2 separate regions of the Homo sapiens genome follow, and region 2 is linked to region 1. Evidence: chromatin contacts called from ENCODE Hi-C or POLR2A ChIA-PET data. All regions are on one chromosome and are shown on one strand. Each heading gives the region's core, a stretch centred on a gene start or an enhancer-like site at or near the end of the contact. The rest is flanking DNA. Distances are from core to core; before and after follow the strand shown.

Region 1 (3,469 bases), core at 655-3,154:
GAGGGTTAAACCCGGCACGTATGTCCCCTCCACACCAGCATATCCCCTTGATCATCTGTGTTCTTACCTGGGATCCTTTCCTAAGAGCAGGGGCATCGTGAGCACCGGCCCCATCTTCTCTTTGGCATCTTCGGCCCACTGTTCTTGTCTCTCATGTTCCTGGCCTGCAGTGCTTACGTTTCACAGCTTTGTCACCTTCTCCTGGGATGTTTGTGTATTTATCTAGGCAAGGTAGCATTTTTTTTTTAATGCTGAATTAGGACCATTGTCAACTTTCTTTAATACATTTAGAAAACTGCCAAGTTTGGGAAGAATTGATTTTTTAGAATAAGAGAGAAATGTATATCAGTAAGAGACTGCAAATCATCATGAATGCACACCAGCATGGGCAAAGCTGTGCCAAAGCTCCATGTTTGCCCCGATCCTGGGATTTGGCCCCTGCTCATTTCTTTTTTGAATAGAAACTTGAAACTGGGAAGCAAGGGGAGGTTAGGTTTCGGGTTGGATTACTGTGAAATCTTCTTGTAAAGGGAATATCACTTCCTGGAATCGTGAGGATGAAGTCGAACTTTCCCAGGCAGCTGTTTTTGAACTAGGAATTGAGCCACGTGGCCTAGAATGACAGAAAAAATTCGGATTTTCCATTGGTTGTAAATTGAAAAATATATGGTGGTTTGGTTACTTTGCTTAGTTGTTTGCATGGACTTTTTTTTTTTTTAAACCTGAATGCATTCCACAGACTCTCCTTACCTCTGATTTGTGGATTTAGAGATTGTACTTGAAGTGTTTAAAAAAAAAAATGTGGCCGGGAGTGGTGACTCACACCTGTAATCTGAGCACTTTGGGAGGCCGAGGTGGGCGGATCATGAGGTCAGGAGTTCGAGACCAGCCTGGCCAATATAGTGAAACCCTGTCTCTACTAAAAATACAAAATTAGCCAGGTGTGGTGGTGCAAGCCTGTAATCCTGGCTACCCAGGAGGCTGGGGCAGGAGAATCGCTTGAACCCGGGAGGCGGAGGTTGCAGGGTTGCTGTGAGCCGAGATTGCGCCATTGCACTCCAGCCTGGGCAACAAGAGCAAAACTTCATCTCAAAAAAAAAAAGTTACTATAGCTGCCCCCCAACCCCATTATAACTTAAATTTTTCCCCATCTGCCCTAGTTCAGCCAGTGACACCCAGTGCTGCTTGTGGTGGACCCATTCTTGGCTGTTGACCCAGGGGCTAGAAGGAATCTTCCCCTGTCAGCTCACGGGGTTGAAGGGTCTGAAATGGGCCAGTCTTAGTTTTAAAAACTGTAATTCCAATAATGTCCACTATGTGGTGCACATGCATCCGCAGTAAATTCTAAAACTAGTTGAAAGGGAGCTCAAAAACATTTTTAAAATCCACAGTGATAAAAATAGTGGGGAAATGGCACATGTTTATTTGCTGTACACTGGGTTCCTCTTAAGTAGCAGCTTCCAATGTCATATTCATAATGTGACTCAGCTTATTTTAACTTTTGAGAAAATGTGCGGGAGATAACTGATTTGGAGCCCAGGAGAGAAGGGTGTGACATCTCCTGCCTTCCATTTCGAAGGTGGGGGATCCCCCTGGATGGGTTCTCGCCGGCTTAGTGCATTGCTCAGGCACATGCTAGCAGCTGGAGTGAGTGTAGCCGGTGCTAACCTACTGCACTTGGAAGTCATCTTTAAATATTGTTCTTGTGGGCTGAGTGTGGTAGCTCCTGCCTGTAATCCCAGCACTTTGGGAGGCCAAGATGGTAGGATTGCTTGAGCTCAGGAGTTGGAGACCAGCCTGGGCAACATAGTGGAACCCTGTCTCTAAAAAAAAAAAAAATACAAAAATTACCTGGGCGTGGTGGCGCACACCTGTGATCCCAGCTAGTTGGAAGGCTGAGGTGGGAGCATGGCTTGAATCCAGAAGGCAAAGGTTGCAGTGAGCTGAGATCACACCACCACACTCCAGCCTGGGTGACAGAGCCAGACTGTCTCAAAAAAAAAAAAAAAAATTGCTCCTGTGGGAAGTGGTGGCTTGGGCACTGATAGGAAAGCAGACTTTTGAAACTGTGGGTTGAGAAGCTCAAAGTCTGGTTTAGACAGTTTCTCTGAAGTAATTTCATGATTGAATAGTAGAACTGTTGCTTAAGGAATTGGATTCTTCGTTTCTCTCATGGAAATAGACCCACCAGCATAACATCTTCCCGGGTTATTCTAGGGAGTTTTGACCACATCTGTGTGGAACTTCTTGAATGAGGAACACATTCCTGGGTGTTTAGTGATCGTTAAGTTCTCAGCCTATTAACAAACGTTACCACTTTTGTCTTAGGTTTAATCTGGGCATGTAAAGAATCCAGTTATGTTTAAATAAAAGACCCTTGCACTGATATTTCCATACCTAGAAAGGAGTATGGAAATAATTGTAAATTACAAATCATCCCTTGAACACTGGGCCCAATGTGATTTGATAACCAAAAGGTTAATAAGAACAAACTGGAAAGAAATGAGGACTGTTTAGTCTGCATGGGCAAAGATTGAGAGAGAACTTTATTGGAATCTTATAAAAATTGTGGATTAGAGGAACACTGATGTCATAAGTTCTAAAATATGAGGACACAGAGTACTACAGGTTATCCTAAGAGGTGGTGTCAACGCAAATATAGGTGGATTCCTAGGAAGTTTTTACTAAGTTACAGAACAGCTGCAGAGGGAGCTATGCTATTGGTAACTTTGGAAAATGACATCAGGAAAGCTAACCAGCCTCTTCCCCTGTCCTAGCTGATATTAAATAGGGATTCTGGAAGGGAACATAAGCAGAGGTTCAGAGCTGCCGACTCTTCCTCCTCTTTAAGGTCTGCTATTTCTATGACCAAAAGCAGTTTTAAAATAAACCCCTGATCACCTCTTTTTAAAAACCCTTTTTTAAAAAATGAGAAGCTGAGCTTCTCATTTAAAATAGACTTGAGTAATTTCAGTGATGTTAATATTTTCATGAGCTGTGCTAGGTTTGACTTGGTGCCTGTTGCTTATGGAACCTTCTCTTCCCTTGGCAGGTTTTCATCTCTGTGAACTGCTTAAGCACAGATTTCTCTTCCCAGAAGGGAGTGAAGGGGTTGCCTCTTAACATTCAAGTTGATACCTATAGTTACAACAACCGCAGCAACAAGCCTGTGCACCGGGCCTACTGCCAGATCAAGGTCTTCTGTGACAAGGTAAGATCGGCAGGGATGCTTGGAACAAGTGTTTGAGACACACTCATGGAAAAAGACCAGGGTCTCTTTAATATTTAATGTCAAAATGAGAATATAGCTGCTAATATAGAATAACTTTTAAAATTATTTTTATTTATTTATTTATTTATTGTTGAGACAGAGTCTCCCTCTGTCTCCCAGGCTGGAGTGAAGTGGTGCAATCTCGGCTCACTGCAATTCTGCCTTCTGGGTTCAAGCAATTCTTGTGCCCCAGCCTTC
Region 2 (3,008 bases), core at 66-2,565, 400 kb after region 1:
CATTAAGTGACAAAGTGGATGCGACGCTCCTTCTGGACTGTAATGCGCACTGCGTGGAGATGTTCGTGTTCCAGTGTAGACAGGGCGTTGTCACATCAGGCAGGACTACAGGGACAATGTTTGTCAGCCTGTCTTCTGGGCAACTTGGGGTATCCTCCCTTTATATCACCTCCTGCCCAGGTGCTCTGCGCCGCCAGAGCATCATGTCATTTGGGATCCCTGATGGCAATTTTGAGACTTTGGTTCACAGTAAAGATTGGTCCTGTGTGATCTTAAAGTAATGTGGCTTAAAAACAAATGGCTGTCAGGGAATTGTAAATCAAAGCAAACACCGATGAGAATGGCCCAAATCCAGGACACTCAGCACCAAATGCGAGGGAGGATGTGAAGCCACAGGAAGCCTCACTCACTGCTGGTGGGAACGCAAAACAGTACAGCCACCTTGGAAGACAGTTTGACAAATCCTTAGAAAGCTAAACACACTTTTACCCTGTGATCCAACAATCATGCTCCTTGATATTTACCCAGAGGAGTTAAAAAAACTTATGTCCACACAAAAACCTGCACATGGGTGTTCATAGCGACTTTATTCACGATTATTCATAACAGCTGGAACTTGGAGGCAGCGAAGGTGTCCTTCAGCAGGTGAATGGATAAATTAGCTGTGGTGCATCCAGACAATGGAATATTATTCCACAGCACTAAGAAGAAATGAGCTAGCAAGCCATGAAAAGACATGGGGGAACTCATCTGCATATGAGTAGGTGAGAGAAGCCAATCTGAAAAGGCTATGCCTATGGAGGATTGCAACTCTATGATATCCTAGGAAAGGCAAAGCGATGGAGATAATAAACAGATCAGTGGTTCCTACGGGTTAGGAGGGAGGGAGGGATGAGCAGGCAGAGCACAGGGCATTTTTAAGGCAGTGAAACTGCTCTGTGTGATACTGTAGTGGGGGAGCCATGTCATTGCACAGTTGTCAAAACCCATAGAATATACAGCACCAGCAGTGAGTCCTAATGTAACCTACGGACTTGGGTGATAATGACGTGTGAAGAGACAAGGCGGGTTCATCCGTTGTAACAAACAGCCACCCTGGTAGTAGGGAGGGCAGGAGGTATGTAGAGAACTCTGTGCTTTCCACGCGATTTTGCTGTGAACTAAACAGCTCTAAAAAATAAAGTTCATTAATTAAAAAAAAAAAAAAAAAAAAGGGAAATGACCACATGCAAAGCACTGCGTGGAGGGCCACGCATCCCAAGCAAGTCAGCTAGAGTAGAGGCAGGAACCAAACAGCTCTATGAGGTTCTGGATGAGAAGCCGCATGCACCACCCCCTCCCTGCTCCCGTGTGGGACCCAGTGAAGACCTCCTGTGCCCGGCTGCAGCTGCTGAGTGTGGGAGTGTGCTCTCCACAGCAAACCAGCCGTGAAGGCTGCACACCTTCCTGTTTCTGCCCAGCCACACCACAGGGCACTCAGCCCTTTTCCTGAGCACTTGAAGCTGCGTTTCCTCGAGCTCCTTCCTGTTTAAGAACAGGAGGGGAGTGGCGGCTCGCTTGTGCACCACTCTCCAGGGCAGTGGTGTGCGGGACACCCTGCAGCACCTTTGACTCCTCCTCTGGGAATGAGGCGTGGTTTAATCTGCAACCCCTTACCATTAGAGTCTGCAACTAGTCAAAAGGTGAATCTGGCTGGGCGCGGCGGCTCATGCCTGTCATCCCAGCACTTTGGGAAGCTGAGGCAGGAGGACTGCTTGAGCCCAGGAGTCCTGACCAGCCTGGGCAACATAGTAAGACCTCCTCTCTACAAAAGTAAACAAAACTAGCCTGGCGTGGTGTCATGTGCCTGTGGTCCCAGCTACTCAGGAGGCTGAGGTAGGAGGATCACTTGAGCCCAAGAGGTTGAGGCTGCAGTGAGCCAAGATCGCGCCACTGTGCTCCAGCCTGGGTGACAGAGTGAGACCCACCCCCCTTTTTTTTCAGACCGCATCTTGCTCTGTTGCCCAGGCTGGAGTGCAGTGGCACGATCTCGGCTCACTGCAACCTCCACCTCCCAAGTTTAAGCAATTCTTTTGCCTCAGCCTGCCAAGTAGCTGCGATTACAGGCACCTGCCACCACACCCAGCTAATTTTTGTATTTTTAGTAGAGACTGGGTTTCACTATGTTGGCCAGGCTGGTCTCAAACTCCTGGCCTCAAGTGATCTGCCCACTTCAGCCTGCCAAAGTGCTGGGATTACAAGTGTGAGCCACCCAGCCCTGAGTGAGACCCTTTCTCAAAAAAAAAAGAAAAGAAAAGAAAAAAAAGGTAAATCTAAGAGGTGACCAGTAGGGGAATATATTTGTCGAGTCTCCTCACCTCAGCACTGTTGCCATTTGGAGAAGCATAATTCTTTGGTGTGTGCGGGGAAGGGGGGGCTGTCCTGTGCATTGTGGGGTATTGAGCAGTATCCTTGGCCCTACCCATAAGATGCTGGTAGGCATGTCCCCTCAACTCCCCAGTTGTAATAACCAAAAATATCTCCAGACATTGCCAAATGTACCCGGGAAAATCACTCAGGTTGAAGTCACTAAATTATATGTGTGTACATATAATTACACATGCATATACATCGCGTACACACACACACCCACACACACACACACCTTTTGCTGGTGGCTCTGGATTGGTAAGCTGGCTCCATGGCAAGAATCAGCATCCTAATACTTGCCCCACCCTTTAAAATAAACTTCCCAATCCTAGGCAGACAAAAGAACAACCCCAGACCTCCTCCCTCAGGGTGGGGACAAGGTGAGGGAGGTGGCGGCCCGGCAGGAAGGTCATTTCTTTCTTCAGTCACATCAGATGAGCTGCTTCCCCTCACTAGGAGTGGATGGGGCTGCCAGTGGTGTTCTTGCAAAATACCCCTTGTGGGAGGAGAGGGGTGGAGGGAGAGAACACCCTCCACACATCCCCGTGGGATGTCTGGAGGGAAGGGTTTTGGGCACCCACCCTGGGGAGAGAGGAGAG

Evidence for each region. A loop is a pair of places that touch in the nucleus more often than their neighbours do. ChIA-PET counts read pairs that join two places held with the same protein, here RNA polymerase II (POLR2A). Pooled maps may share reads with other maps.
Region 2: a pooled map shows a loop between it and region 1 (2.2-fold over the local background). The contact joins two enhancer-like sites. A Hi-C loop is called at or near these places in 1 of 50 pooled maps. POLR2A ChIA-PET finds 5 or more read pairs at or near these places in 3 of 52 experiments (A549, A673 and activated naive CD4-positive, alpha-beta T cell).

The regions. Positions count from the first base shown.
Region 1 is chr2:9,983,072-9,986,540 of GRCh38, forward strand. GRHL1 (grainyhead like transcription factor 1) reads left to right here. Exons shown (of 16, transcript NM_198182.3): 9 at 3,053-3,211. Among named protein-coding and RNA genes, the nearest start is that of GRHL1, 33 kb to the left of the region's middle. Within about 2 kb of position 1,905, at least 8 of the 41 ENCODE cell types and tissues checked have a DNase peak (open chromatin) inside an H3K27ac peak, as active enhancers do.
Region 2 is chr2:10,381,401-10,384,408 of GRCh38, forward strand. The region is part of intron 1 of HPCAL1 (hippocalcin like 1); the gene reads left to right. Among named protein-coding and RNA genes, the nearest start is that of SNORA80B, 64 kb to the right of the region's middle. RefSeq lists enhancers at 893-1,548, 1,549-2,202. Within about 2 kb of position 1,316, at least 14 of the 41 ENCODE cell types and tissues checked have a DNase peak (open chromatin) inside an H3K27ac peak, as active enhancers do.